Regions from separate parts of the Mus musculus genome. Here regions 2, 3 and 4 are each linked to region 1. The links are chromatin loops, found by intact Hi-C in ENCODE. Cell type or tissue: heart. All regions are shown on one strand.

Region 1 (8,000 bases):
AAACCTAATTAAAAACAATTAGAATCCCTAGACAGATGTGTGTGTCAAACTCATATGGAAATGTGTCAGATCCTTTAAGAGCTTAATCCTCTGAAGAGACTGATGCTAAGCTGATCTCTAGAAGCAGGGTAGATTTTTTTAAAAAGAGTGGATTAGTTCTTGGCAGAGCTGGTTATATAAGAGAGAAGCTTATCTCTCCCATTCCCCTCTGTCTCTTGTCCTCCCTTGCTGTGTGATCTGTTGCTTCTGCATGCTCCTGCTGTTTGGCCTCAACTATGCTCCTTCATGGAACACCCTCTGCTGTGTTGTAACACAGTTGGCCTTTGCCAGAGTCCTGTACCATTCTATTTGAGTTTTCTGGCTACCAGAATTAAGAGCCAAGTAAATTTCTTTATATATTACACATTTATTTATTACAAATATATTATATATCTGGCAATTTGTTATAGTAACACAGAACAGACTTAAGACATTCCTACTGACATGTCTTATTTATACATGTTTCTATGCCATCAAACCATTTTGGCTCCTCTCCACAGAGAATGAAAGCCATTTATTGTATACATCTTTCTAATATCCATTCCAAGGCTAGTCAGATGCCCATTTTTTGAACAATCCCCTCTCTCCTTATTAGAAATGTCCTCTTGAAGCATATAGGAAATTCTAATATGTAAGTATGTACATTTATGTATTCTTTTCTCTCACTGCTAATTCTGTATTTGGGTACCAATATTCATTTTGTAAAACTCTATAGTACAATTTAAGCTGATAGAGCTAAAGTACCTTCTTTTTCAGAATATTATTTTGAATATTTTAGAAAATCACTTTGATTTTTCTTCTGATATTTCCTGTGAATCCAGGTATATTTTTTCTAATTTCTGTTCTTCTTTTTTTTTTTTTAAGATTTATTTATTTATTATATGTAAGTACGCTGTAGTAGTTGTCTTCAGACACACCAGAAGAGGGCATCAGATCTCATTACAGATGGTTGTGAGCCACCCTGTGGTTGCTGGGATTTGATCTGTTCTTTTTCTTGAAGAACTCTTTCCCTCTTCATCTCCCAGGTGGTCACATTAAAATCTTTAAAGGGCAGGCAAGATGGTTCAGTGGGTAAAGCACCTGCTTCCAGGCCCGAGGCCATGAGTTTGATTCTTACAACCTAAATAGCAGAGGACCAACTCCTGCATGTATCCTCTGACCTCTACTCAGGTGTCAGGTTGTACACACACACACACACACACACACACACACACAGAGTCACAATGCAGTCATACACACAGAGTCACACAGTTACACACACTCATATACACAGAGTCATACACAGTCACACACACACAGTCACATACTAACACAGACAGTCACATACATAGTCACACACACTCATATGCACATATACACACACTCACACACCCAGAGCCACACACACACACACACACACACACACACACCACACAGAGTCACACACACATACAAAGTCACACACAGTAACACACACAGTCACACAGGCAGTCACAGGGACAGTTACACACATTCACACACATATGCACACACACACACAGAGTCACACACCCAGAGTCACACCCACACCCACATGCACATACACACAGTCATAGACACAGAGTCATACACACAGTCACACACACACAGACAGTTACACACATAGTCACACACAGTCATACATAGTCACACTCATATGCACACGTGTACATGTATACTCATGCTCACATATGTGCACTCACATATACACACATGGACTCACTCACTTGTAGTGACATTTAAATGTTGTAGTGACATTTAAACGTCCTTCAGCATGATTCAGCTGTTACTTTTCAGGCCCCCTGTAACTCAACACTTTTATCCACCTTCAGCCTTCCGTGACTACAGAGACACCATCAAGAAGAGTAAATGACCCCTTTTGTAATGGTCATTCCTGGTTGTCAACTTGATTATATCTGGAATGAACTACAGTCCAGAATCGGAGGGCTCACCTGCGAGATCTCTGAGTCAACCTGGGACAAAGCAAGTCCCAGGTCAAGATGTGGTGGTACACGTCTGGGCCACATCTTCTGCTGGAGGCCTACATAAGGACATTGGAAGAAGGAAGACTCACTCTTATTCACCTGCTTGCTCTTACTTGCCAGGACATCTGTTGGAACCTACTTACTCAGGATTCCAGCCTCTACAGAAGACCAGCTGAAACAACTAGCCTCGTGGGACTGAGCAACTACTAGATTCTTGGACTTCCCGTCCACAGCTGCCCATTGTTGGGGAGTTGTCCTGCAGCACATCTGTTGGAACATCTGTGGGAAATGTTCGTGGGACATTTACATCTACATGTATACTCTTACACACGTGCACAAACGTGAACATGTACACACACATACATATCACACACATGTGTGAAAATGCTTATGTACACAGGAAGAAAGAAAGTAACAAAGAAAGAAAGAAAAAGAAAATGAGTTGGTAACTGGGGGACCCCAGGGTGAATTTCCCACAAAAGGAGTCCAGCCTCCAGGTGAGATACTGAGCAAATGCTTGGACAACCCCACTGTGTAAACCACACAGCCAGCAGCCCCTCATCTGTGGGGTACTTTTTGAGCCTAAAATAAAAGAAATATCTAGAATAGTCTCAAGGGTAAAGGGCTATGGCTTATGACTCCAGGTAACCTCAAGCATGATGCTGGACACCATGCACCAATTAACGAGCCCTGGTTGATAGATTTATTATGGGAAGACGAGTAAGACAAAGCAACGTTTGAGTGCTGCCAAGCCACACTTGGATAGAGCCCACAAACAATAAAATTCTTCATAACTTCTGGTTTAGTCCATCTTCATTGACGCAACACCCAAGGAAAAAACACTGATTCCTTTCCAGTACCTTCAATCCTGTAATGAAAGGCAGTAAAAACCAGCTAGGAGCCTGAAGGAGAGGCTTGGACTATTAAGCTTACAGGTTACCTTGACTTCTTGTAGGAAAGAATACTGTTTTCTGTTTAAAAAGTCCTCTTGAAGTTGAAATAGAAATCTGTTTTGGCAGCATTAATCAACACCAGGGGGCAGGAGCGTAAGCAGAGTCAATACAGCTTTTCTAGGACGGTGGTGGGGCTGGGATGGGGAGGGGTGGGGGCAGCCTGAGAACATTTAAAAAGCTTCCAACGTGGTTCTTGGCACCCAGCTAAGAGTCTCTCTGAATTACTTGAATCTGAAAGCTTGAAAACCTTTTCAAATTTATTTGTTAATTACAGAAGCCTTCTGTGTTCATTGTGTGTGTGTGTGTGTGTGTGGAACCCAAAAAACCAAACCAAAACGAACCAAAACAACAACAACAACAATCTCCAAAAACCACGAAGAAGCAAAACAAAAACATTTTACCACGAGTACTGTCACCATCCCCTAGTAAGCACTAACATTTTGGTGAAGAATATTCTAGAGCCTGTCCCTGCATATCTTTCCCTCCTAAGTAGAATCAAACTGCATTGTTCTTACAGTGTGCTGTTTCATAGCTTTAGCTGGTAATAGTCACCCTTTATCTCAGCATATACGGTTTGCGTAGAGAAAAGGCCTATCCAAGATTCTAGTTTTGGCTCTGACCTAACCAGCCCTTGGCTACCAGCTCTGCTTCCTCCTCGGGGTTTAGATTTATCAACTGTGAAACACAAAGTGTTTGAAGCCAACAATACACAAGGCGCCTCCTGTCTTTATCCTTGTAACTGACCATTAATGAAAGGAAGCCAGAATGGGGCAGACGGCAGTTATCCTGCATGCAGGTTCTGATCCCAGAGAGCCACAACTCTACTTGGAAGGTCCCGGCCAGGTTTCTTGATCTCCTAATGGTTTTCCTTTATCTAAGATGGTATTTATGACAGGCAGTTCCATGTAGGATGCTGTAAGTATTTAACAGATGACATGGTGCGCATGCTTGGCCCATGATAAGACTCAATGAGCCATGCATGGTGGTGACTGCTGCTTCTCTCAGGTACTAACTTTGCTGAGGTGAGAGTAGAAATGAGCACAGGAGGATCGAGTATTGAACTGAGCTCTAACGTGGGATGTTGCTGATACACACAAGTTTATTCCTCAAAGCAAATTTACCATCTCCATATTGCACAACAGGAATCTGAGGCTAGAACTTGCCTGGGTTCAGGTGAGGATTAAAACCCTAAACATTGGCCTTTCACGTGGTCTTGGCCATCTTGAGAGGGGCGTTAGTTCTGCTGTTGGTCAGGTGCTTTATTCAGAAGTAAAGCCCAAGAGAGAGAGAGGGAGAGAGAGGGATGGTCCAGCGGCTAAGAGCACTTGTTACCCTTGGTAGAGGACCAGGGTTTGGTTCCCAGCACCCACGTGGTGGCTTACAACCAATGACAGGGTATCCAGTGCCCACCTCTGACCTCTGAGGGCACTACATGTATGTGGTATGCATACATACAGAGGGGTAAAAAACACTCATATGTCTAATATAAAAATAAATCTTTAAAAAGTCCAATTATCAAGTTTCTTCCTCTGTGATGTTCAGTAGACGTTTCTTTAAAAAAATATTTATTTTAGTTTTACTTTGTGTTGGTTATGTGCACATGTGTGCAGGTCCTGCAAAAGCCAGAGGAGGGCGGTAGAGCCCCTGAAGCTGGAGTTCCAGGCTGTGTATGAGCGCCTGAGCTGGGTGGTACGACCTGCTCTCTGGTCTGTGGAAAGAAGAGCAAGGGACTCCTACCCTCTGAGCCGTTCTCCAGCCCCATAGCATGGTTCTTATTCTTTACTCCATTGTAACAATTCTTGAGTCTGACAGTTACATGACAGAGGAATTTTTTGCACATTCTAATTGGCTTCTAGATAGCCAAGCAGAGCTAGGTCATGGACTTTGTAAAAATAATCAGTATTCATACGCATAGAACAACAAGTAGGGGGAAAAAGGGCCATGAATTTGAAAGAGACCAAGGAACGTAGGAATGTTCGGAGGGAGGAAAGGAAAGGGGGAAGAACAAAAAACAAAAGAAGAAAACAATTTTATATTTGATTAACAGATATGCCTCCCCCCGCCCCTGCGCGTGCGCGCGCCTTGCTCTCTCTCCCCCCAACAGGGTTTCTCTGTGTAACTACTGAAACTCATCCTGTAGATCAGGCTGGCTTCGAACTCACAGAGATCCTCCAGACTCTTGCCTTCAGAGTGCTGGGATTAAAGGCATGCACCACCACACCCGGTCGAACTTTTTAGTTTTTAAAAGTCCAATTATCAAGTTTTTTCCTCTGTGATGTTCAGTAGACGTTTCTTTAAAAAATATTTATTTTAGTTTTGCTTTGTGTTGGTTATGTGCACAGAAGAAAAGAAAGAAATCTCAGCGAAAGCCGCTGGGTGGGTAGGGCATGAAATCAACTGTGATTTTGACCTCTGCCTAAGGATGTCATAACTCAGTCTAGGGATTTGGGCTGTCTGCTGCAATTGGTGACAATGAGCAAGGACAGTAACTTCATGTTGGCCTATAGTTCTCTCTCCCAAGCAGAGAACTGAATAGGTCAGCACATAGTCTCCATTTGCTTATTCAGAGGCAGAGTCTCGCTAGGCTGTACAGACTGGCCCTCTCTGCCTCTGTCTTCAGAGGGAAACACACACACACACACACACACACACACACACACACACGGCCACTTCGTTTCATGGGCTCACGTGTTTTCTTAACATTTGAGTGGCTGTGTGACTTTATTTGTGGAGGAAGAAGAGCCAGCCAACTTCTCTTTGCTTGGGCCAAGGTGCTTGGACACAAAGCAAGGAGCATCACAAGCATTTCAAATAACACAGACACCGGGCGGAGCCACAACTTTCTGAGCTCAGATTCAACTCTGCACAGACCTACGCGTTTCCATAGAAGACCCCGCCAGGCTCGCACAAGCTGCAGAAGGCCAGCTGCGAGCCGTGAGCTACGTGCTGCACGCCAGGCTCCGGGAACACGGCTGGATCCCGCTGGCCCAGGGCTCAGGGACTCTACGGCCGCCTTCCAGCACGCTCTGGTCACATCCAGCCCCGCGGTGATCACGTTCCAGGGGCAGGGGCTCGTGCCCCAGCTGCACAGTGGTTGGTCAGGGCGCACGGCCTTTGATTGGTCGGAGGGACCGGTTCACGTGATCTGGCTTTGATAAGCTGCCTCCCGGTTGCCTGCGGTCAGTCGGCCGGCTGGACCGCGGCGCTGCATCCTCTTAAGTACTGAGTGCGAAGTTGCTCAGGGTGCGGTTGTCGCGGTCGCCGCTGCCTCTCGGTCCAATGAGCTGCACCAGGTAGGTTCAGTGCAACTCTGCGCCCGAATGGAGGGGAGCCTGCAGCTGCGGGGACTTTGGGGGCTTTTGTGGTTTTGTCTTCTCTGCAGATGGGAGACTCCCAGGTTGATGGCTGAGTTGAATCGTCCCGGAGGCTTTGAAGGGATGGAATTTGAGTTGTATTTCTTAGCGCCTGTTTTGGGAATCTACATCTCACAGTAGAAACTGCCTTAGTGAGTCAGTTTTAGCTGGGATTCCTTTGCTGAAGTGACTCTGTTGCCTTTGAGCTCAAAGACCCAAACACTTGGGTGCAGCTTAGTTTTATTGATGAGGTAGTTTAGCCTGTGGCAAAAGGTAGAGGATTTTGCATTTCTTCTTTCCCCACTTCCCCTCTCCTGGTTTGTCATAGAAAATGCAGTCTTAGAGTTTGAGCAAGCTATTATTTTTAACTCTTGGCCAGGACTTAGAATTCCAGGGAAATAGCCCACTACTAAAACTTTCTATAAATGCAGGAGTAAAAAAGGAAAAAAACCAAAAAAACTAAAACAAAAAGAAAAACAAGAACAGCTCAACCAATAAAAAACGAACAACAGCTCCATCAACCAGGCAACCAAGACCATCTCACGAAATGTTGCATCTCCAGTTGTAACTTAGTCCAAGAATTCTCCCTCCCCAAATCCTGCCTCTTAATGGTTGTGAGACAAATAGACTTTGAGGTTTTGTTGCTGGAAGTTTGTAATCCTCTCAGAAAAACCCTAGAGCTATTAAAGTGAGTTCAGTATACATTCTTTACAGGCCACTTTGTGATGATGACCATATACAGGGTGCTGTGCTTAGCACTGGTATGAAGAGAATTCTTCAAGCCAGACTATATTTATGATCAAAATATGTTATATACATATATAAACTGTTAAAGAATAAATAATTAATAAAGCCCCAGACTCCAAAATGGCACCTACTGTATTTCATGTTTCTTTGATTTATAAGGCTGACATTGGAGAGGAAAAACCTAATTCTGTAAGTGTGGAATTATAGTGTGGTTCAAGGGAAAGAAAGGCCAGAAAAGTCTTGATGGATGGTTCTTTGTTTGATGCAAACTATTGTTATTGCCTTCCTACTTGTAAATAGGACCTGCTCAACAACAGGAAACATCATAGAAGCCCAAACCAGTAGATGCTATAATTCCATCAGTCAAAGATAATGAACATCTTAGTGTTTTCCTTTGTAGTTTTCAGTATTTATAAATTCATATATCTTCAGTGTATTTTAAAACAGCTCATTTTCTGGTTATCAGTTTTTAAAACTACTTTATGTTGTGTATATATAATGTACACTGCAGGCTACAAGACAGAGCTATAGTAAAGTGGTTATTACTGGTCAGAATGAACAAGTCTGTTATCCCTGCAGGTAGCTATTCCCTTTATAGTTGGACCTGTCATGGGCATCTTTCTATATGAACTGTAGATTGTTTAAAGTTTTTCCTTTAGTCTGTGAGATGTTGGCTGGTGTTGCAGTTGGTCATTTGTGAAAAAATGAGGATGACTGTGATAAAATGAAAAAGTCATTCTTTCTTTTAACAAGCGTCACCTACTGTCACTCTAAGGACAGCATGACATTTTAAGAATTGCTTCATTTATTGTTTCCCAAGTGGATTACTTCTCCTGAGAAGTAAAACCGGTTCGAGAGCCAAAATAGGAAACAGCAGCCAGAGGGAGCGAGAGGCTGGGACTGTGATAATGGAAGAAGCTGTCTGG
Region 2 (8,000 bases), 180 kb after region 1:
TTTCAAAATTTTAAGTTCCCACTGTTTAAAGTAGAACTAACTGGTCCTGTATAACTAGGAACATTAGAATTACTGTGGCTTTTACATACTGATTTGCTTGTTATCCATTAGCCCCAGATCACCGGAGGTGCGACATTCTGGCTAAGCCTTGTCTGTGTTTCTACCCCAGTTAGTGCAAAGCTAAGCATAACATATGTTCAGTGACTGGTAGCTCCATCATGGTCCAGAGGTTCCAGCAAGCCCATTCATACACAACACAAACTTGTCACTCTTGTCCTCTGCACACACCTTGTGTTTTCTCTTAAACGCTTCTACTGCCTACTTGGCACAGTTCCTCATCTTCTATTTGGGGGCAAGCTTCCCTTTGAATTCCAAACTAGGGATGGAAATGTAGCTCAGTGATAGAATGCATGTGCACAAAGCCCTGAGTTTGATCCTCAGCAAAATACACATGTACACACACATACATGCACACTCACGCATGTACACACACACAGTTTAAACTGATTTCACCTCCCTAGTTATATAAAATTTATCTTTTTTGAATCTATTTAATTCCTTGGTATAGTCAATTCCAGTGAGAACCTCTCTTTCCCATTCAGCCCATTAAATACTGAAGGAAGCAATAAAACTCGTCCCTACTTGCCACAGTTAATTCTGTCTCTCCTTTGTGTATTTTCTCCTTTATTTACCATGTTTTTCTAATATTTGTATTAAATCACTAATTTACATATTTGTCTCCATTTCAATCTGCCAGCCTTAGTGAATTCAGTATGTCTAATTTCCATCACCTGGGGCCTCTTGAGCATCTCTCACTGAGACACTTAAACAGCCATCCCTTTCACTAACCCCTGCACCCCATCTTTCATAGAACCACTTTGACAGCTATTGCTAAGCAGATTTGGGATGAGGGTGTAGTTTTAAAACACAGATTGCTGAGCTGTGCTCATAGCTTTTAATTCAGTACATTACAGCATCAGTGTTCACTCTTAGTTTTACCAAGAAGTTAAAAGAAAAATATGTCTCCAGTCTCAGAAATTCTGATTTAAAAAGCTTGCATTTGGGCCGGGCATGGTGGCGCACGCCTTTAATCCCAGCACTTGGGAGGCAGAGGCAGGTGGATTTCTGAGTTCGAGGCCAGCCTGGTCTACAGAGTGAGTTCCAGGAAGCCAGGGCTATACAGAGAAACCCTGTCCCGAAAAACCAAAAACCAAACAAACAAAAAAGCTTGCATTTAGGCCGTCATAGTGCTTCCCAGTTGATTTTTACTGTGCATCAGATTGAAAACTGGTATCTTAGGGTGGGATGTGAGTCAGGACCAACATCCTACCAAAGTAACTCTACAGTCAGTCTCGTTTGAGACCTGTGTCAGGAATCTTCTGAATGGAATTTGGCATAGAGGTAGTATCAGAATTTACAGTTTCTACCATTCTCTCTCCCATCATGGCACCCCTCTTTAAACATTCAGAATATAGCTTATATTTTTTGGCCTTATTAGGATCAGCATAATCTGACCTCTTCTTTATTTTCGTGAGCTGTCACTCTTACTTGTTTCTACACCGTCATAACCATGACACACTAATTTTCTGAGGGAAAAAACCCCACATGATTACAGGGCCACTTGAATTGAAATATAAACTCAAGTTGGAAGGGTGGAGCTATTAATTTGGGCAAAAAGGAAGAATCACTAAAAGGGTCCCCAAAGTTCCTGATGTCAATTAGGATACTAAACAAACCTTGAGTTCTGCTTAAGCCCTACAGAGTTCAGAAATAAACTAGGAGGCAATAAACTGTCTTTCTCTTTCCACCACATTCCATCAAGTCTTCCCCACTCTACTGGAGAATCCGGTCATCCCAGATGCCCTGGCTTTCCTCATCTTCAGATGTCAGCATTTTTTTTCCTTAGGCTTTTTATCATGATGCCTCAAAATTTCAGCTCTGAAAATCCTCTTGAAAAATATGCAATACATACTTGCATTTTCCTCTTAAAATTTCCATTGAAAAATCCAACAGCAGTATCAAGGTCAAAAGAAATTTTAAGGCACCACCAGAAACTGCCTCAGAATCCCAAGTTTTCTATTCCAAACTGTTTTTATCCTCCATGTTCAAAGATTTTTTAAAAATTCTTAAACTATAGGCTCTTTGACTAGTCTACATCCTGAAAAAGAGTGTCTTTGCAATTCACTTGGTAGCACAAATGTGGATGTGCCTTGAAATGCCATAAGGCAAGTAAGAGTTTTTAACCTTATTCCACTGAACAGAACAAACAATACATTGGCTACAGTTTTAGATACTACTGATGCCAGGAAATTGGCCAGGACTTCACTGTAGTTATTACATGTGGTAATACTTAAAAGGATTACTTTCTTAAAATCTGAAAAACTTGAAATTACTAAGACCTATGTGCTTCAGATAACAAATGTTAGACTTCCAGCCACACTGTATCAGCTTCTGTTAAGTTCCAAACCTTTCTTTCAGTTCCACTGAAATTATATGTAAATAATATTGATAAATAATAGACATTATTTGCTATATATAATATATTCTTCACTATATATAAATAATTTGGGGAAAGGTACTTGCTGTTAGACACTAAACTCATAACATTGCTTCTAAAAGCAGATGTTACATTTTCCCTCTTAATAACCACCTTAGGAAAAAACTGCCAAAGCATGGGGTGACAACCAACACCAGGTCACATGTATATGTGACCTCCATACACATATACCCATACTCACACGTATACACACACTAGACACATACCCAGACTTGAAACAAACAAACTACATTGGCATTAAGAAGTCCTACATAAAAAGCTGTGAAAACCCTGTGCACCAACAGACTACAATATGAATGACAAATTGCTTCAAAGCATCTCCCAAGGTAATTCCTAACTACAGCTGCAATTTACCAATCAGTTGTAGTTATCCTTTTAAAATGTGTGTCATTGCTGTCCAAATCTGCTGTGCTGACTTATGATAAAAGAGTTGTCTTTAACAATTTCCAGTTATTACAGGCTTCAGACATTTTTGAAAAACCTACCAAATCATAACATTATTCTGATACTAATACTTTATAAAGAAGAGTGAGCTATTTTAGTAAGTTCCTAGTCATTTAGGAGGGCGGCTTCTAGAAACTAATTGCAAGTAGAAATTTTTTTAAATGTATAATATTCCCCAAACTTTTACTATTTTGTCACGTACAGATGCGTTGACAAGTCATAATCTTTAAATACTTGAAAGCAAACTTGCCCAAAGTATTTAAATACTATGTCAAATAAAAATGTCAAAACCAGAAGTTAATCATAAAGCAACCAGACTCCCAACCACTAAGTACAAACAGGGGGAAGGGAGAGAGGGGATGATGTCCCATGACATCATTTGGCAGTATGGAGTTTGAAGGCTGAGAGCGCCTTCCAAATTAACCCTTGCAAAATCCAGCTGGGAAATTACCACGCTTATTAAGCTTGGATAGCCGAGTTTTAAAAGAAGAAAAAGCCTCGCTCCTTCAAATCACACGTCAGTACCGTATGAAAAAAATAAAAGCATCCAGGGAGGCAACTGCCTCCCACTACCCGGATAGCAACGGAAAGGTCAGAATTAGGAGGAAACTCCTCTCTGAGACTGTTCAACCCGAGGGGAGAAAGGACCGCAAAAGCGAAGGGAAGCGCTGCCTTGGCGCCCACAGGCAGGTTCTCCCACTCAGGGAAAACCTCCCTGACGCCCAACTGGCACCCATGCTCATCCAACAGAGGATGCCGACCCTCAGCAGAAAGTCGGGAGCCAGACCCCCCGAAAACAAGCAAACACCCAGCATCAGGCAGCGGACCCCACTCCCCGAGCGTGGAAGGCGCGGTTCCCAAGTGATGGCCGTTGCCCTCGAGGCGCAACTTCCCTGTTGTCCCCTCTCCAGGCCGCCTTCAACCCACCGCCCAGGGCGCCCCCCGGCCCCCGCCGCACCTACCGCGGCTGCGCCGGCCGTCACGATGGGCGGCAGCTTCTCGCGCTCCGGTTCTTTCCCCTTCCTCTCCTCCGGGGCGGCCGCGGCTACCGCCGGCGGCGCTCCGGGCGAGAGATCCCGAGCCGCCTCACTCATGTCTGGCCGGGCGGCTGAGGCGCGAGGCGGTGGCGGCGGCGGCAGCGGCGGCCGGACTGCAGCCGGGGCGGGCGCTGCTGCTGCTGCCGCGGCCGCGAGAGGGCTCCTTCCAACCGCCGCCGCCGCGCCGCCCCCGCCCCCGCGCGCGCCCGCGGCCCGTCGCGCGCCCGCGCGTGTGCGCGCGCCCCCGGGCTGGCCGCCAGGCTCCGCCGCCCACCCCCTGCGTGCGCCCGGCTCGCGCCCTCGGCCGCGCTCCGCTCCCGCGGGTCCGCCGGCCGGGGCTCAGACCGCGGCCCCGCGTCACGCGCGGGGACCGCTGAGGAGACGGCGCGGGGCGGGAGCTGGGGGGCGCCTGGTCGCCATGTTGGTCGCGGGCTGTGGTGGGAGGGCGACAGGCCTTGTAAAGGCTGTGACACGGATTCTAACCCTGGCTTTCCCTTCACCTGGAGTGGCAGGTGAGCCGGGGACCTTTGACCCAGCTGGTGGCCTTTGACCTTTAAACTCGCGCTCAGGAAGCGGACTCGGGGTCATGTCTGCCCCCTGATCTTTCCTCCAGTGCCTCCAGCGCCGGGGAGACTGGGAGACCGCTCACCTGAGCATCCTTATGACTAACTCTTTCCCCGTGTCCTCTCCTGGCCTCATCCTACGGGAGAAGCGCTTAGGGTCGGGAGAGGACAATGCGACACCGTGCTCCCCTCCCACACACACTCCAGGGCAGGACGGCCAGGCCACACTTTCCATTTCTGAGCCGCGGTCCCTCATGACTGCCAAGTCCGCCTCTCCCTTCCGTGCCCACGCGCCTACATTTTGCTCTCCCCGCCCCCCGCCGTCCTTCGTTCCCTCTAATCCCTTGTCCCCTTCCGTTTATAAGTTACAGATGGACAGATCCAAACTGCTGAGTAATCCATAATAAACCTCGTAATAAATTCTGGGTAAGAACGTTTAAAAAATTACTTTAAATCGTCATGTTAAAATATCCCCACCTCCACCACCCGACGACGACTTAGACAATTTCCTTTCTCCTCGCCCCCTCCTTTTCCTTTTATCAGTCTGCTGGAATGGCAGAGACACCTGCTGATGGAGGAGAAGGGAGAGAGGAAGTATTCACTGTACCACTTACTAAAAATAGAGAATTTCTCGACATTGAGGTCTTGGGATTTTTAGTTGAGACTTCGTTATTTTATTCATGGTGAAGTGAATTTTCTAATCCAAGAATACTCAGCTCCAAATACAAGAAGCAAGAATATCTCTGAAACAAATTCAGAGGGGATTTGGTGACTGTCATTTTATATAATTCAGAGTCCGCAGAACTAAATAAATAGTTACAGTTCTTCCTGGCATGAGGTTGTTTTTCAAGCCCAGAATTTGTAGCAAGCAATAAAGTGAATCGGATAGTGCCTACTGTATTACTTTGGAAATTATAAAGTTTGCTTCTATTTCTAGGAAGTATTTGTAGTTTTAATATAATTGCTGTCACCATCGTTTCTCTATTAATAACAAAAGGTGTACAATAAGTAGAATAAAGTAGCCAGGTATTTCATAATCTTTAGAGCCAAATGACACAGGCACTACTTTGCAACACCCTTTTCTGTCTCCTTTTTCTTGAATTTTTGTTTTTAGACCTCTCTTCTTAAATCTCCGGACTATCTCATAGACATCTGTTTTCTTTTAGCAGGCCAGCATGCTGAAAACTGGTAACAAACATTGTAAAACCAACCTTTCATTTTAAATACGATTCAAGATGTACCATGCTACTGTGTCTAGACTGGTAGAATAAATTCTGAAATGATGGTGGGTTATCTCTCCTATTGTCTACAACCAAATTTAGTAATTTGCTATTAAAATACTTGGATCAGAAACGAGTTGGATCGCATGCCTTATGCTTTCACTTTTCATGTGTGAGACAAAATAAAAGTGTGTCTGTACATCTAGTCACATTCAATAGAACAAAAATATTTAGATATTGGCAAAAAAACTGGCAAGTCAGAAGTGTTCATTTCTACTGCTCCAGACGAGATAAGGCAATGGAAACAAGCCCATTGGTTTATTCTGCTGGGAGCTCTATATAGGAAAGATAAGCATCATGATGAATTTGTTTCCACTTCCTACTAAATACATGATTCATAATGTACCACTTAAAGTCTCTTTCATACAAGCCCCGGGTAAGGACTGGGAGGTAGATGGGGGTGCTCTTGGTAAGCTAGAATGATAACTCTGGCAGAACTTGTAAGGCAACTGTCACGAAAAACTTTTTGTGTGTACCTACTGGATCTGGGGGTTGAGGGGAGTCAGACAGAGCTCTGGCTGCTATGCATAAAGATGTGCTGAAGACGCTTTTCAGTGACACCAAATGTAATGGTCAAGTGTGGGGACCTTTCTAAGTCCAGATGCAACTGGACTTGATCAATCAGGTTTTTCATCTGATTTAGGAAGGCAAAAGACCTAAAGGGGAACGGGGTGGCATGGGGCAATGAAATGGGATTTAGAGAGATTATATCCAAAGAGGAATGAATGGCAAAGATAAGAGTTGGAAGGCAATGGAAAGTCTAGCTGACAGAGCACCCCTTTAATTACACACAGTAATAATAGTGTACTGAACAACAGCAAAATTGGTTCTGAAAGAGCATTTAAGAATGGTTCCTAACCAATCATTATGATCATGTGGTCTATTTTAAATGTGTGCTTCAGACTTACTTTTAAGGTTCTATCACATTAATTTATCGCTTGATGTGCCATGTTGCACATGTGGAGGTCAGAAGGCAGCATGAGGCAGTTCTCTCATTCTGTTGTCTGAGTCCCTGAGGATGGAGCTCAGATGTGAAGCTGGGCAGCCAGCTCCTTAATCTAGTGAGCTATCTCATCAGCCTTGCGACACACTTTTTAAGGAAAGCGTCTTTTTCATATTCCAATTGAGTATTGGTCCTGAAGTAGTGAAGTCAATAAATATACTTCTTTTAACCGTGTTTGGCATACTTCCTTGGGTACAATGATTGTAACTTTTTGGAGAAAAATGCATCCAATCTGTTGCATTACAGAAGAAAGTGGAACACACTGGCCGTCAAAATGAAGCAAACACGCAGTTGTAGACAATAGGTTCTATTCAACTAGAGATGTTCTCTAAGACCCTGTTCACGACTTCTGTTTTTCACATACACAAAGATAGAGCATTTCTTACTTATTTTTATTAAAAACAAAAGCCAAAACTGTACCCAGATACTGTTTACACCTATACAACTCTTTCTTTAGAAGCTTCTAATGGTGGGATTATCATGAAAGAAAAATAAAAGAATGTGACATTTGGGGTGAAGGGTAAGAAGATGGAGAGGACCTGGGAGGAGTAGAAGCAGGGGAAAGAATATGACTAAAATATGTTATATAAAAAACGTATAATACAAATGTACGAAACAGACATCTATGGTAATAGAGAGTGGAACAGTGATGACTTAGGGGTAGAGGTCAGAGGATGCAGGGATGGAAAGGACAGAGTTGGAAGAGTGACAAAGCCATGTTCATAGTAGAAGACGGATTGACTTGCAACGGCCATATTCACTTCTGTGTGTGTGGGACCTTTATGTGAGCTGTATGATATGGAAATACGTTTCAAATGTATAAAACTGTTTAGAAAGACTGTAGTGCAGCAAATCAGAACAAAGAGAGGATGGAGTTTTGAAAAAAAAAGTATGCACTGTTGCATAGATCTAAGACTGAGGAATGTGGCGGTGATCGTCAAAATGCTGCAGTGATCGTCAAGTTTGGCACCTTAAAGCTGGATGCTCCTTGTCATGGACTCCTCAATGGTCCTTGTCATGGACTCCTCAATGCCCTTAATATCTTAAAGATTATGCTTTGTCTGCCTTAGGTCTTACCTTCAGTTTCTTACCTACTCTAATTGCCACCAGAATGAC
Region 3 (8,000 bases), 61 kb after region 1:
TGCCTCAGGAACTTGGGAGTTGGGGGTACTAACCCCATAGGCTCTTAGATGCTGGCAGGGGCTGCAGTTCTCTTCTCTGAAGATCTAGCTAGGAATGTTTGGAAGCTTCTTCGAAGGTGGCCCACTTGTATCTGTTAGCAGGAGGCTTTTAGTCCTTGTCACAGAGATACTCTTGTTGATTGCCCCCACACACCCCCAAATAGGCAATATGGGAAAGAGAGAGCAAGAAGAGAGACATGTCATACTTTATGACAGTCTATCAAGTCCCATACCACTACCTCGTTCTGTTCCTTAAAAAGGAATTGCTAAATCCAGTTCACATTCAAGGGAGAGGGACTGAAGGGAACTGGTTGCAGAATGTGAACATCTTCTATGACCGCTTCAGAGCTTATCCTAGGCACACATGGTAACTGTGCTCCGTGCGCTGCATTGTCTTATTACAAATTGCTTTTTTCATTTACTAGAAAACCTTGGCAGCTTTCCATGTCTACATATATAGAATAGTATCACCCTCTGTCTCACTCTACGGTTGGCTTCACCCAGTTAGATTTAGAGACTTAAGTTTTCCTGTATTTCTGGCTGACACAGATGTTTAAAACAAGAACCTTCCTGGATGAAGGGAGGATGGAAGAACCATGGACCCCTTTAGTTTGTGACTAGAGAGTTCTGTTTTGTAGCCTTTCTCAGTTTGGGGTTTGTTATCTGAAAATGCCTGGTTCCTGGAAAGAGGGATGGGATTGGCTCTTATAGAATTGTGAAAGAAGAAAGAAAGACTATGGAAGGGTGTGGACTGGTCTGTGAGCCCCTTCATGGCAGCTGGAGGGTTTGTGTGCTAGCACCAGTGATACCCTCGTGCCAGGGCCTGTGCCTGGAACTCAGGAGGCATCTGGCCATTGAATATCCATACTTCCTTTGCAGCCCAGAGCACCAGCCTTTTGGAGAGTCCTGTCTTCATATGCATATATAACCTGAGTGGGAGGGTTCTCTGGACACGTAGACAGGTTCATCATCTCCAGACAGAAATACCTTTGATCTCTCTCTCTCTCTCTCTTTCTCTCTCTCTCTCTCTCTCTCTCTCTCCTTTCTGTGTGTGTCTCTCCCACCCCCACCCATCACTGGGGCACATGACACAGCAAAGCACTCTACAAAAGCTCAAGTGCAAATTTTATTGTCATCCTTTTCTAGCTAGACACTCTTGTGTAGGGTCAGGGTAGACATTCTTACATGGTATTCTTGCAGAGGATGACAGTAAAAACCTCCCACACGGTAAGAGCTGGATCCGGGCACATCATCCAGGCAGATGAAAAATAGCTCCTAGAAAGTGAAGTGGTTCTTTAGTGAAGTGGAGAGAAAATATGTTAAGAATCTCATGCTGATGTGGGAAGATCTTGAGGTTTTTTTTTTTTTTTTTTTTTTTGTTATTGTTTTTTTGTAGGAGGAGTGCAGAGCATACTGAGTTTATTAAATGTATTGGAAGGAGTGTTGTAGATATCTCTAGAACCAACTTAAGGCCACGTGTGGAAGAAAACCAAGGGCTGAATCAGCCCATTAAAAAAAATCAGAATTTTTGGATAAATATCACCAGGGCTGAGAGTAATTGTGTCAGTGGATGTACAGGTCTGGCATTTCCCTGTGTGAACTTACTTAATCTTCATAAAAACCCAGAAAAGTCTTATTTTTTTATTTAATTTTTTTTCCTGAGTCAGGGTTGCTCTGATTATCTTTGGTTGTCCTGAAACTTACTCTGTAGATCAGGCTGGTCTGGAAGTCAGAGATCCATCTGCCTCTGCCTCCTGAGTGTTGGGATTAAAGGTGTGTGCCTGAATTTTTTTTTTTTTTTTAGTAGAAAAATGTTTTCCTGGAGTTGGGTTTCAGTTTTTGGTCTTTACCAAGGAAGCAACTCTCTGGCCTTTCTTTCATCTCTTGCTTTACAATGCTATTTACTTTTCTGGGTTCTTATGAAGATTAAATAAGTTCACACAGGGAAATGCCAGACCCCTACATCCACTGACACAATTACTCTCTCAGGACTGCCACCACCACTGGCCTGTTGTCCTTCTGACCACGCCCACTCACTCTCCCCCTCCCCCCCACTGCTGTCCCCAGAATCAACAAACCAAGGTTCCCATGGCTGTTGGTTTTCTCTGTCATAGATGTTCCCTTTCAGTGAGCAGGAGGGAGGGATCACAGCTTTCCATTGCTCTCTTCTCTTGAAAATAGATTGCCTTCCTTTGGGTCTCAAAAGGAACATCTGGCAGGAAAATTGGTCTGGCTGTTTAGGCCCCAGGAGACAGGGGAAAGGTTGTCTGCATCCCTCTGCCTGGTTCTGCAATCATGTTTGGGGTTTCAGGGTTTTGCAGAGGTTGTGGCACCTATCTATGCTGCCCTACAGTTTGCAGGGCTGTGTGCTTTCTGTCTGCTAGGAAGAAATTAGATCCCGTCTCTATTTGTTCTTCTCTGAGTCTCTGAATGAAAAGGTTGCTGCCGTTCCTCCCCACCCCCAAGCCCCTAGGCTACTGGTGTCTGTTCAAGTCAACTCAGGTAGTGGCACACAGCCAGTGTGGAGTCCTGTCCTTTGGGTCTTCATGTCCCCAGCCAGAGTGGCTGTCTCACTAATGAGCTCAGTGATCCTGAAAGCAGCGCCTGCAATCACAAGGGATGCTGCTGTACCTTTCTTTCTAAAACAGAATTCCAGCTTTTGAATATTGCCATGACTTACACTGCAGAGACTAATAAATCAAATAAGGAATATAAGCCATCCACAGTCGGCTCCCAGTGCTGATATCGTCAGTGTTATTTCTTTTTCTATGCCTGTTTATGTATTCCATTTTCAAGGAGATATGCAATCACCTTCCATAATGTAGTCTTTGGTGTGTTTGCATGAATCGATGATTCAGCAGCTTTCTGGGGTGGGAGTGGGGTTTCAGGCCTTCACCGAGGCATGATTTTTTTAGTAGCTCTTAAACTCTGTAGGGTGGCATCTGCATTTACCAGTTTATTGAACCAGTTTGCTGTTGGTGACCAGTGAGGTTGCTCACCGTTTTCCATGGTTACTAACAGTGTTGTGACTCACACACAGGCCTGCCTATTTTTCTTCATTGCTCCTCCCGAGGGCCAACACATGACAAAGGGTTTTCTGGAAAGGCTGTACCCATTTGAGCGACTGAAAAGAATTCACATTGCTTAGCTGGCCTTCACAGAGAGGCTCTGTCATATGAAGGGCCTGGGGCTGTCTTATGACTTTCAAGGTATGGCCAGGGGGGCCTCTTGACACAGTTCTGCATGACATGACAGGGCACCCAGGCATGGTTATTCATATTTTGGAAGCTAAAGGACTCCATTGTGAAGTCCCAGGTAGCCAAACAAAGTGAGGTCCCATAGAGAGATTGCATGTGACAACGTGATTAACTGTTGAGTGGTGTCATCAACGAGAGAAAATGACCACGGGAGCTGCTTGAAGCTCCTCCTCTCTTTCCCAACTGCATTTTGTTTCTGACTGATACATGGTTATTGTATATTCATTGGATAGTAATTAGCTACTGACTACTGATTGTACATCAGGACAATGGTCTGCTTGGCAATAAAAGCAAGCTCTCAGCATACTGAGAAACAACCCCCTTTCTGCTTTCTGTCCTGAGAGCTAGTCCCCGAGGACTAGGAGTCCAGATTGCCCCAAATTCTCAAATGACCTAGCCAAGGCCACTTAGAGTATCGGTGGCCAAGTCAGAAATAGAAGCCAGGGCTTCCTGTGACAAAGGATGTGCTGCTATGAGGCAGCTGGGCTCTTGCTACTGGCCACATCGCTCAAGTGTCCCTAGTTTTCCCATGAAAGCAGTGGTCTGGGGATCTGATTCAAATACAGGAACATAAGGAAGATATGCCACCCACAGTTGGCTCCCAGGGCTGACAGTTAATAGTCTGGGCTTGGTTCCTGAGTTTCTGCAGTCCTTACAAGTTCCCAAATGATTTTTTTGTCTGGGATTGCTCTTGGAGCAGTGAGCAGCTAGAGAATCGCTCAGTAAACAGCTGAGTAAATGACCTAGATAAAGACAGGACTCACTGGCAAGTAGAGCGACGACATTTTAAATGCCGATGACTGAAAAGGGTGTTCCCGATAGTTGTGAGTCTTAAAGGTCACATCCTGCTTCTGCTAGAAACACCCGGACATGGGCTCACCCAACTGGCCAGAGGAAGGCTCTTGAGACACACTCTTTTAACAGTACAATTGGCTCCTTTATTGTATGGAAGAAGCCTAAGCAAGGCAGCCAGAATAGAGGCTTTAATATTCCAAAGGCGCTTCCAGTGTCCCCCAGGATCCTAATTAATCACCTGGAGAAAGACCAAGGAGTCTGGGATGTGAGGAGAGGCTCACGCCACTGTGGCGTCAGCCCTCAGCACTTAACGGGGAAAGGAGTGAAACAGAACCTGGACACTGGCGCACAACGCCTCGTCCTGCAAAGTGTCGGCGTTAACCGCATGGCTTGCTGGCTCCCAAGTACAGGCAGAAGAAGTCAGCATTATTCAGGGACTGGGCTTGCAGCCTCAGTAGTTGCTATTAACAGTTTTCAGGGCAAGGGGGTGGGGTTGAGGGGTGGTAGGTTGACTGGCACCATGGAGAGATGAACACAGCAGGCTCAGCAGAGCCAGTCCTGTGGCCGGAGTTGGAGGGTTGAGCCGGCTTATTATGTCTTCAGATTTAGAACCCTGAAATGCCGTCATTAAAGCTGGAATCTGAATCATAGGCAAGGATGGAGAGGTTGGGGAACCTGGTGTTTTTGAAACTACGCTCCCTGGATCTCCAAAGAGTTTATGGGAAGACGTGTCCGGGGCCACCGCCAGTGTCATGTGTAGAGGAATGTGGTCCTTCATCAAGAGTTTTACATGTTTGCATTCTGAATATGATGTCTTTCTGTAGCAGGGCTTATACTTAAAAATCTTTTTATTTGACAGCTCAGAGGAGGAATGCAACTTCTCAGAGATTTATAGCCAGCTTGTGACATAGCATGGAGGTACGTGCTCTGAGGGTGTGGATGACCACAGCACTATAGGTTAAACAGGACTTTAAATGCCCTCAACACCGGCATCTTTTCCTTTAGGGCAGCCTATCCATTTCCCTCCATTTCACCCAAACCCCAAATCAGTGCCATTTATACCACGATCTGGGAAGAGAACCAGTTTATACCACCTCAGAAAAGTTATCTGTGTGGTGTGATATGTGTGACCCTCAGTCAACCCCTAATAGTTGCCCATTTAACTGGAATTCCCACGGTGGGTGGGACAAGTTTTCAGGTGAATTTGTGTCAGTGCACCTGGGAAATGGTGGACTGATGTCTGATTGTCCATTACTAAGGAGGGGCAAGTCATCAACACTGACTCTGGTTGTGTTGTAAGCATGCTGTACAATGTAGACCACACATGACTTCCTGGGACTGGTCACTCAGTTTCTGGTGGTTTTCCTTGATAAGACCAAGTACAAAGGACTTCGAGGAGACACTTTCTGAATCAGTTTAGGAGTCTCTTTGCTTCCTTCCTTGTTCTTGTATTTGTGGCAGTCTCCACCAGACAGGGTTTATGCTCACCCAGTCCTGGGTCTGAGCCACTGCAACATGAAAGACTATCTACATCTTACCATTTTACTGTGGAGAAAACAACTGCTTAAAGGAAAAGGTACCATACCTTCCGCCTGCCCACTTCAAGGCTGTACGGGACACTGTTTAAGACAGCAATATTCTACAATTTTATTATTGTATCATGCATGTAGCCTATCCTAACTGATATAGGTACTTTTATGAAGAATAAAACAAGAAGAGGTTACATTGGGCATTGCTGACTTAACTTTTCTGTTCGTTTCATGATTCATCTCCAAGTTGGTGGTCTGCTATTACAGAACCATGGGATTAAAAGTTTCATATTGGAAGGTATGTGTAAACTTATATCAAATAGATAATGGTTATAGATGAATTGACAAACATTAGTGAATTCTATTTCATTAAATCGCAAAGAAAGAAAGTTCAATAAAACAATGACCAAAAATAAATGCCACCTGGTGCATGTGACATCCATGATCAGTGGGGTCTGGAACATTCCTAGCCATCACCCCTCACTCAGAAGACCCTCATAAGCACTATTTTCCTTAACAGGTTAAGGCACTTTTTCTTAAACCTGAGTCCAGTCCTGTATTTCAGGACGGTGTCTTTCTGACTTAATGACAAAAATGTGGTTGATATTCATCTCCCTTACATTTCCTCTGGCACCAGAAAACTAAAATAATTAGGAGTTCTAAAGCAGAAATAGTTTTGTAAAAAAATCATATTTAATTTTCCTTTCAAGCTGTTTTGTAAGCATAAAATCCCAACTCTGGTCATGTCACACTTGGCTTCCATGTGAATTTTAAATAACTTACTACCAATTTGAGTTCCAATTTTGTAAAACAAGATGGTTCGAATGATTGACTCAGCTTCTAAGTCTTTGAAATATTTTTTCTTGCCCCATCCCTCTTGAGGTCAGAGGTCAACTTGAAGGCATTGGCTCTCTCCTATCATGTGGGCCCCAGGGATCAAAATCAGGTCAACAGGTTTTGTGCTTAGTACCCTCTGACTCTTTGCTGACCTGGCTCTAAAGTCTGTATTCTTCACTGAATCCACTGTAGTCGGCGGAGATCACATGACACAGAGACGGACTTTTCCCAGCTAAAAGGACCTTGTGGCTGACAACCTTATAGAAGCAAACTACATATTCTAGAATTCAAGAGAGATTTGGTGACAGTTTTGTTTCATTTCTTGTTTGTTTACTTCTTTGTAAGCTAGTAATCATGAGTGGAGATGAATAGCAGATGCCAAAACAGAAAACTTTGCTAAATAACTTAAAATTAAGTAAAATCATATCTGCTGCATCCATACGTGTAATGTCCAGTTAGTCAGATGTCAAAAGCAGAAGTCATCTTCATGTGTCCCATGGCACAAAGAGGACATGGATAAAGCTGAGATTCTGGTTCCTTCTGTTCACTGGTACCCTCCCCCCTTCCGTCTGAGGATTCCATGAGCAGTCTCTCCCTCTCCCTCTCCCTCTCCCTCTCCCTCTCCCTCTCCCTCTCCCTCTCCCTCTCCCTCTCCCTCTCCCTCTCCCTGTCCCTGTCCCTGTCCCTGTCCCTGTCCCTGTCCCTGTCCCTGTCCCTCTCCCTCTCCCTCTCCCTGTCCCTGTCCCTGTCCCTGTCCCTGTCCCTGTCCCTGTCCCTGTCCCTCTCCCTCTCCCTCTCCCTCTCCCTCTCCCTCTCCCTCTCCCTCTCTCTTTCCCTCTCCCTCTCCTCCCTCTCTGTTCGAGACAGGGTTTCCCTGTGTAGCCCTGGCTGTCCTGGAACTCACTCTGTAGACCAGAAGTCTGCCTCTCTTTAGCTACCTTGGATGTCATCCATAACATGTGGGCTTTGTAGAGGCTTCCAATATGAAGATAGCTTGGGGTAGGGTAGGAACAGCTTGGCTGCAGGAGGGGTTAATATGTGTGAGTGGTGCCTCTCCAGTTTGCCCATCGCCGATGAGTGCTGTGCAGGCTGGGCACCAGCTCTAAGAAATGACTGAGCCATGGACCATCAGTTTGCCCTCATAGGATGCTCATAAGGTCATGGTGGTGTGTCCTGGGAGCACATAAAAGATTTGTGACCTGTTACACTACCTGGAGCAGTGATTTGGCCAAGGGTAGGACTCTCTCTTCTATGGTTCAGATACTGTGTTAGAAACAAATGTGAGAAAGAGTCTTGGATCATTCATTATGTCTGTGCACATGGTCTTCTCTCAGTGTCTAAGCTATTTTACAGAACCCAAGGATGTCTTTGGGTAGGTGAGGACAGAGGGAAGGTTGGGACATCCACAGCCCAATGGCTCTGCTGATTTACTGCAATATTTAAATACTGGAATTCTGTGGGCAGATATTTAAAACTTTTTAATTCATTTACATGTGTGTTTATGTGTGTATTTGTATGCAAACACATCCACACACATGTACAT
Region 4 (8,000 bases), 50 kb after region 1:
CAAAATAACAGCAACAACAACAAAACAACAACTACAACAATCCTGGACAAGCTCAGAAAAACAGGGTGTACATGATCTTATTTGTGGAACACAGAAAAGTGCTTTCATGGAAATTGAGAGTAGAAAGTGGCCGAGGCTAGGCAGACTAGGAGGGAGAGAGGGGCAGGGACATAGATGCTAAGCAACAGATAGAAGTAAGATGCTATTGCACAGTAGAGTGATGATGGACAAGAATGCTCTGTGTATTGTAAAGGGCTAGACAATGAACATTAAAAGTGATACATGTTTGAGGAGATGGACATGTTAACCCTGATTTAAACACACAATGTATACATGTATCAGACGTACACTGTAGCCCACATACATTTTTAATGTTTTTGTCTTTGGTATACAAAGGGCCCTAACTCTTCCTTGGAGCAAGAGAGCCTTGGATTTCTTGGAATGGGATAAAAGAGGAAGCAATTGGGGAAAAAAATGTGCTCACCCTTCCTTCCTTCCTTCCTTCCTTCCTTCCTTCCTTCCTTCCTTCCTTCCTTCCTTCCCTCCCTCCCTCCCTCCCTCCCTCCCTCCCTCCTTCCTTCCTTCCTTTCTTCCTTTCTCTTTCCTCCCTCCCTAACTCCCTCCCTCCCTACTTTTCTACCTTCCTTCTTCCCCTCCTTCCTCCTTTAGTTCCTCCATCCCTTCTTTCCTCTCTCCCTCCCTTCCTCTATCCTCCCCTCACCTCCCTTCCCTCCCCTTATTCCTTCTTCCCCTTCCTTTTTTTTCTCCTTGCTTCCCTCCCTCCATCCCTGCTTCCTTCTTTCCTTTCCTGAAAATCATCCTGAAACCCTGCAGCTGGGTCATCCTGCCACACTAATTGCTACTGTCAAGTAACGTAGCTATATTTATTTTAAAAATGGAACCACTTCTTATTTGTTTGTTTGTTTGTTTATTTATTTATTTATTTATTTATTTATTTATTTATTTATTTATGTCCCTTCACATTAGCTCTGGCCCCTGAGCTCTCAGCAGATGCTCCATAGCAGCAAGGGTTCCAGTCAGTGTCACTATATTGATTTAACAGCAAGTCCAAAGTCAGCATGGAAGATTGAAGCCACGTGCAGTCAGGTTTGCCCGTGACTCCATCAGGTGAGGAAACGTTTGCTGAGGTTCACTTGGGAGGCTCCTTTGGTCCATCACAGACGTCCACAGCAGTCCACTGTCTTGTTCTTTTATTGGGTGAGCACTACCACCAGATGAGTCACTGGCTTGCATTTCATGGTTACAGTGGGTGAAAAGTACTTACCTATAAGGATAACGACTACCTTTAGTGGCACCTGATGGATGGATAAGATGGATGTGAGGGGACTTGTTTCAGTGACAGCAGATTTCTTTTCTTGCTTCCACTCAGGAAAAAGAGCTATGGAACACAGCGCCATCATACCCCAAGGAGTTGAAGGCACTGTTTTTAATTTTCTCTTTTTTTTTTTTCTGACCCTCTCTGACTCCATCTCCACTCTCCCAAATGCACACAGTTGACTTGGAATATGAAGGACTCTTGCACATGTTGTAAATACCTACCTGTTCTGTGCCAGGGCTTGGGGAATTGAACCAGGCTTCCTACCAGTTGCCTCCCCGTCTTTCTGCTCACTCTGATGGCATTCTCTTGAGGCTTCCATCTCCGACTTCCCCTGTTGGTTCTAACTAGTATATTTGTTTTGTTTTTATAACATTTTTTTAAAATCCTAAACCAGATGACATAGCTTTTTAACTTATTTTAAACTGTATTGACTTGAGTCATGGCTTTGGGTAATTTGATCTTGGCCCAGGCTCCCCTGTGGGACTGAGCCTTGCTGCCTAGGGGTTGGTGGTGACAGCTGGAAGGGCCCTTGCTTTCCTGTGATGTAATGAATCATGAGACTTATGTGTCCCAGCCTTACAGGTATATTTTTGTCAACCTTCTTGGAAACTGAAATTTGTGCACATATTTCTTTTTTTCTTTTTTCTTGGATGTTTTCTTTATTTACATTTCAAATGTTATCCCCTTTCCCGGTTTCCCTACCTCAAAGAAACCCCCTATCCCATCCTCCCTCCCCCTGCTTCTATGGGGGCGTTCCTCTATCCACCTACTCACTCCTACCTCCCCACCCTTGATTCCCCTACACTGGGGCATCTATTGAGCCTTCATAGGACCAAGGACCTCTCCTCTCATTGATGCACGACAAGGCCATTCTTTGCTACATATGCAGCTGGAGCCATGCGTACTCCTTGGTTGATGGCTTCCTACCTCAGGACCAGCCCTTCTCTGCTGAGTACTGTCTGTGAGGTTCTTTCTTCATGATCCTCCCAGAACTATAGTGATCAACTGAATAGCTTCATGCCCATTGCTTCTTTTAAGGGTATAGGAGAGTTGGAGAAGGCTTTGCACAAACCCAGAAGAAGTTGAAACATTAATTCTGCCTCTATGGGACCCAGCATGGATTAATTACTCTCTCTGGGCATTTCTAAAGACCCCTCACTGCAAGGTGGACTTGAATCACCTCCCCGCGGGTTGTTATAGGGAATAGGATTGTAGGAAAATGCTTGGACCACATCGGTTACAACCGCCATGCCCAGTGGAAGCAAGGGATGTGTTAGGGAACTGAGGTCACCTCTCTCCTGGCAATCAGAAGTGGTTTCCCTTTACTGTGTGGCTCCTCCCATTTTTTTGTACAGCACAGTGGGGGGGATGGTTCCTATTCTGACCTGTGGCTAGACCTGGGTGAGCCCTTGGTCTCTCAGCCACAGTTTTCTTGATTATAAGGTGAAAGTAACAATATTTACTGCTTATGATCTTGGGAGAAAGTAAGATTCAGTAATCAGGGCAGTGCCTGGCTCAAAATAATTACCTGCTATTGAGTACACCCCCCTTCTTTTCTCAGACCATATGTTCTGTGTAGGCAGAAATGTTTCCAGATGACCCGTGGCCCAGGGATGGGCCTGAAGCTGGGCCACAGCAGCTAGCAAAAGGAAAAACAAGTCCCCCTTCTTCTCCTGGTTCTCAGTGGATCTCATTTGAAGAGTATAACATTAAGGTTCCATAACAATTTAGAAGATAAACAATCCCAGAATAGGTTCCTACAGCATTAAATAGGGCAGTTTAAAAATGGGTCACTGTGGGGGAAACGCAAACAAACAAAAGCCTCGCCTGTGTTATACAACAGAGGCCCCTGGGGCTTTGTTTGCATGAGAAAGCAGCTCTGGAAAGGTGTACTAAGGATTTCAAACCAAAGGCAGGTAAGTTTGTAGCAAAAATAGTACATAAATCTGCTTATTAAAAAAATAACGTTCCTATAAAAGTTACCGTGGGACTCAGTTTCCCCTTTTCCAGAGTTTGAGAGCTGGGATGCATGCATGGGCCTCACAGGGTTGGATAAAATGTTCCAGGATTTTCATAAACACTGAGATGACACTGGCATTTTAAGCCAGAATAGACCTGGATCTGACTTGATTTAAAGGCATGGTTGGGTTTTCCCAAGTTTTTGTTTTAGTGTTATTTTTCCATCATGTATCAATGGACTTTATTTTGATCAAATCCACACTTTTTCTTTCCCACTAACCCACTAACTCTTTCAGGGTCCCTCTCCTATCCCTTTCCAGGGTAGAATATATGGATATAGATTGTATTTTTTCTCATTTCCCCTGCTGCCCTAGGCTGTCCTCCATCCTTCTGTCTTGTTGCTAATTATCTTGTCCCTCCATTACATCTCTCTCTCCTCCCCCTCACAAGTCACTGCAGCCTACAGCTATGGTCTCTTCCTCTTTGTGCATAGCTTCTGCTGGAATCTTTGCACTCACTCTGCCGGTGACATCGAATGCTATTATTATCTTCTGCGTGCTAGTGAATGAATTAACTCAGCAAGCTCTTCCTGACAGCTGTGATAGCGTGCCAAGCACTGCATTAGGGACTAGGGGTGGGGATGATGAAGGCAGGGGCTGCTCCTGTAGCTGAGATCTGGGGTTGACCTTCGGAGTCAGTGTGAGGAGGTCAGAGGTAAGCATGGCAAAGGGGTTCATGGGTCTGTGACAACAGGTTTCTACTCAGTGGGAGGGGAGGAATGGGTGGGAGGGTTAGGTCGGTTTCTGTGTGGAAGAAGTTGGACTGTTTCTTCAAAGGTTGCCTAGGAAGGGTGAGAGGTTGGGGGCACCAAGGAGATGGTGAGAAAAGCAGTGGACAGGCTAGTGAGAAAAAGCTTGGAGTTTGCTTCCATGTGGCTGAGATATATGGGAGACTGGGCTAGACAGACAGGGCGGAGCACAACCCAACAGAATAACACAACACAACATAACACAGCACAACTGCCAGTATGCCTTTCTCTTTCTGGGAGAAATTCTCTATCTGAATTGGGAACAGGTCCCAGGGTGGCTCATAGGAGGCCAGAAAGGGTACTTACTGACTCTTTTACTGAGAGAGTGACTTGAGGATGCCACAGCAAGAGAGTCTCTGCTTTTGAGATGACTATGGAAGACTAACTATGGCCAGATTAGTAATACCATGTGACACAGACAAGGTGTTGTGGGGCCCTTGGGAAAGAGCACTGACCCTATCTCAGGACCAGGGAAGGTTTCTTCGAGGTGATATAGGCTGATCAGCCATCCTGACTCTTGGAGTTTATACAGTGGAGGAGGAGGCAGAGGAGGAGGGAGGGAAGAGATGAGGGGGAGGAGGAGGAAGTGGAGGAGGGAGGCTGGGGAACTTGGAAGAACAGGGAAGAGTGAAGCCTAGCCAATGTGCAGAAAGATCTCCTGTGCTCCACCTCTCTGAGCTTCAGCCTTCCAGGCCCAAGAAACAAAGCTACAGACTTTGGGGATCCAAGGGACTTTGAAGTAGGCCAGAGAGCAGCCTGAAGAGAGATCTGGCTGGCTGTGTATAGGCCTCTGGTCTCTCTTGGAACATGGGCCTGTTTTGCAAACATAGCAACATGGGCCAAGTACGTGGGTTTTGGCACTAGTTGGGCTGACCCAGCTCACTAAGCAAATAGTGGGGGAGTTTCTTCCTTTTTCCTTTGTAAACTTCAATCTTCTCTGGGCGCATAATTTATAGAATTCCAGAGAACTCCATTTTTGGCTTTCTTCCCAAGAAGGAAAAGCGCCTCACATTTTCCACACACTCGTCCCAGTCCGCTGGCCTAGAGCCAAGACTTCTTGTTGAGGCTGAGAAAAAGATGGTTGCTGTTCAGGGTTAAGGTAGTCAGCGGGGGTGGGGTGGGGGTGGGGGAGCTATACTACTACTCCAGGGATAGCTGCGGTCATGTGACAGGTAAGTATTCTTCACAATAGTCCTGGAGTGGAGAATAGATGTATCAAGGTTCAGGGCAAGAGACTATGCAGACAGCGGAGATCTGCTAAGGACTGTGCAAGGAGTCTCCCTGACTCCCAACTCTCCATAGCTGCTTAATGTTCACCAAGCACTTTCTTGTCTCATTGGATGAGGTGAGAAACAATCTCTACCTCCTCCCGAGTGTACCAAAAGGGAAGAACACATAGGACCAAGATTCCGATTTAGCTGCTCAACTCCAGCTGAGTTGCTAGGTACACGGAACAACAACTTGAAATCAGCTGCCTTGAGATGGAAAGCTTCTAGGCCTTAGGTGGTGGCTTGATGGGGGTGCTTTCCCTGAGGGTTCCAGGGATGCTTTGGGTGAGCAGTGCCCACCATGCTTAGCCCTCCCTTGGCAGGATTGTGCCTGAAGAGTTATCAGAGTCTTGAGTCCCAGAGACTTGGCTGGGATTGTCACCTAGGTATTTTGACTGCCGCCTCAGCCTTTTAGGTTGTCCCCGTTACTCTAATGTGCCTGTCAGGCTAGTCCACCCTGTGCAGATGCTGCCAGGTATGTGAAGCTGCCCATGTATGCTGGGCTTTGAGATCTAGGCTGGCTGACAAATGGGTTGCCTGGAAGTCCAGTAGGGCAATCTTTAAATCCAGATCCCTGCCCGCTCCGTGTGAGCGAACAGCGTCTAGAAACTGCACAGTTGGTGAAACCTAAGCTTTCGAACATGAGACGTTCTCAGACGTCTGTTTCCTCTTATAGTCAGGGGAGAGCATCCAAATCCCACTCTATTTGTCATTGTCATTGCTGCCCTGAAGGGTCAGGATACACTGCTCTTGGCCTCCAGACACTTGGCTCTGAGCACCGATTAGCCTTAGGAGTGCTGAGCTCGGATGCATGCAGTAGGCACTCAATAATGTTTGTAGAGAAGGAGTCAAATTGTGTCCCATGACAGACAGGCCTAGGAAAGGCTCTATGTCATCACAGTACAAAACAGCACGTCCCCTCCTTGTGGGCCACTCAATGCCCCCACGTTACAGCCCTGACTATTTCCTCAACGAAAATTCTACACCCTTGTAACAAATTTCTTCTGCTATCTTCCTGGAGAATGGCGGCTGGCTCTTTCTCTTTGTCAGTTCTCAAACTGATGGCTACCTCTCAAAGGCCATTCTTGTCAAAAGTGGTTCCTCTTCACCCACGAAGGTCCTGTCTCATTCTCCACGCTCATCTTCATCACCAAAGTTACTCTCTGTTTTCTCCATGACTCCAGCATAAGCTCAATGGGTAGAGACCTTTCTCATCCCCTGTCACTGTGGATCCCAGTGACCGGCATATAAACACTAGGAGTTCAAGAGTTATTTGTTTATGGATGAAGGAAAAAAGATAATGGGATCTGATATCTCCTACTCACAGAAGATGAAGTGAAGCTCAGGGTTTAGAAGTCTGATGTAGATTTGCTTGGACCAGATCTCAAAGCTGTGAGCTCCCCCCCCCCCCCCACTAGCTTATTCTTCAACTTGGATGGGTCTCTGGAACGAACACAGAATCATGGCTTTCCTTACTAGTTTGGAACGAGGACCATATTGTCTCTGGAGAGTAACAGCTTGAAGGAACCCTTAGAAGCTAAAAGACCACTCACACACTTAGGCTGACAGTGGAAACACGCCAATGTATGTACACTGAATGATGATGAGTTGGGATGAACGAATGTACGGCAGTACAGAAGCATATGAAGTGACGTCAGACCACCAGGGACACGGGCGGACCGCTCATCACTGTTGGTGTGAGGGGAGGCTTCTCTTGAGATTCTGACGGGAGAACGAGGAGGCTCTTGAGGATTGCTGTGAAGCTCAGGGGCCTTCTCCAGTACCCGATCAGTAAGGGCTGGTTCTGTCACTCCCAGAAACTGGATCACTCTGGCTGAAGACTAATCTGCTTCCATGGCTCACTGACTCTCACTGCTTTTCTTATATTTATTCCACAGAAGATGACGGGCAATGAATCATACCAAGCCACAGATGAACCAGTGTGCTAGCTCCGGTAGAAGGTTACTCAGGGCAGTAAGAAGCTATTAATAATTATTAGCAGTCGGTGCTTCATCTAGTCCACACTACCTATGTTCCAATGTATGAAAGGTTTAGATGTATTACTTCAATTAGATAAGGCTGGAACTGTCTTTTTAAAAAACGGTATTTAATAAAGTTAACAAAGCAGACCTTCAATCGTATGCAAAGGAAACTATTTTTACTTCCATTTACAAATGAAAAATGCTAATGAAATTTTCTTCCTGTTTAGAATGACCGATTTGGGTTTTAGCCTACTAACTGATCACTGAGAGCAACCCCATGAACATGCTAAGCAGGATTAAATTTATCAGTGTTGGGACAGCTCTGTGGAGTAGCTGGAGCCATCCCTGCGTTTGCCGCCGGGGTTAGGGTAAGTGATGGTGTACTTGGTATTATTGATTGGCAATTTGATTGTGCTTTTGTAGAAAATTTGTGGAAGTTCCCACAGGAAGATCTCACGGGGAAAGCCTGAGATTTGGCCTTGAGCTTTGTGGTTGTAGGATAAGAGTTATTTCGTGAGACAGAAAATGCAAAATAAGAATCCTCGTTTATAAGATTTTATTTTTATCAGAGTATGAGTTGTAGCTGTTTAGTGTACTCATCAGGAACAGACGCCTTCCACAAGTCTGACCCATATTTCCTGTGT

The links. A loop is a pair of places that touch in the nucleus more often than their neighbours do. Peaks named below come from ENCODE experiments on the same cell type or tissue, not always from the same donor. Only the 100,000 strongest peaks of a DNase experiment are listed, where the experiment ranks them.
Region 2: a loop joins it to region 1, with 4 times the contacts of the local background. A loop is called at or near these places in 4 of 42 quality-filtered maps.
Region 3: it touches region 1 in a loop (4-fold over the local background); 11 of 42 quality-filtered maps call a loop at or near these places.
Region 4: it touches region 1 in a loop (3-fold over the local background); 13 of 42 quality-filtered maps call a loop at or near these places.

Annotation. Positions count from the first base shown.
Region 1 is chr19:36,734,820-36,742,819 of GRCm38, reverse strand. It overlaps Ppp1r3c (protein phosphatase 1, regulatory subunit 3C), which reads left to right and starts at 6,216. Exons shown (of 2, transcript NM_016854.2): 1 at 6,216-6,267. The coding sequence starts at 6,254. In heart, CTCF peaks have their summits at 3,048 (motif pointing right), 4,583 (motif pointing right), 6,157, 7,953 and 2 weaker places; a DNase peak (open chromatin) is centred at 6,069; H3K4me3 peaks cover 2,694 bases; H3K27ac peaks cover 3,829 bases.
Region 2 is chr19:36,550,879-36,558,878 of GRCm38, reverse strand. It overlaps Hectd2 (HECT domain E3 ubiquitin protein ligase 2), which reads right to left and starts at 4,240. Exons shown (of 21, transcript NM_172637.3): 1 at 3,964-4,240. The coding sequence starts at 4,095. Gm41838 (a long non-coding RNA gene) reads left to right here and starts at 4,840. Exons shown (of 2, transcript XR_877830.3): 1 at 4,840-5,027; 2 at 5,145-5,954. In heart, a CTCF peak has its summit at 4,000; DNase peaks (open chromatin) are centred at 3,838, 4,188, 4,468 and 4,508; H3K4me3 peaks cover 2,689 bases; H3K27ac peaks cover 1,539 bases; H3K27me3 peaks cover 288 bases.
Region 3 is chr19:36,673,750-36,681,749 of GRCm38, reverse strand. The region is part of intron 2 of Hectd2os (Hectd2, opposite strand); the gene reads left to right. Among named protein-coding and RNA genes, the nearest start is that of Hectd2os, 12 kb to the left of the region's middle. In heart, a CTCF peak has its summit at 4,205; DNase peaks (open chromatin) are centred at 2,559, 3,749 and 4,049; H3K27ac peaks cover 4,518 bases.
Region 4 is chr19:36,685,251-36,693,250 of GRCm38, reverse strand. Hectd2os (Hectd2, opposite strand) reads left to right here and starts at 3,772. Exons shown (of 5, transcript NR_033510.1): 1 at 3,772-4,012; 2 at 7,584-7,724. In heart, no CTCF peak of the experiment used is centred here; DNase peaks (open chromatin) are centred at 3,870 and 4,920; H3K4me3 peaks cover 748 bases; H3K27ac peaks cover 4,867 bases.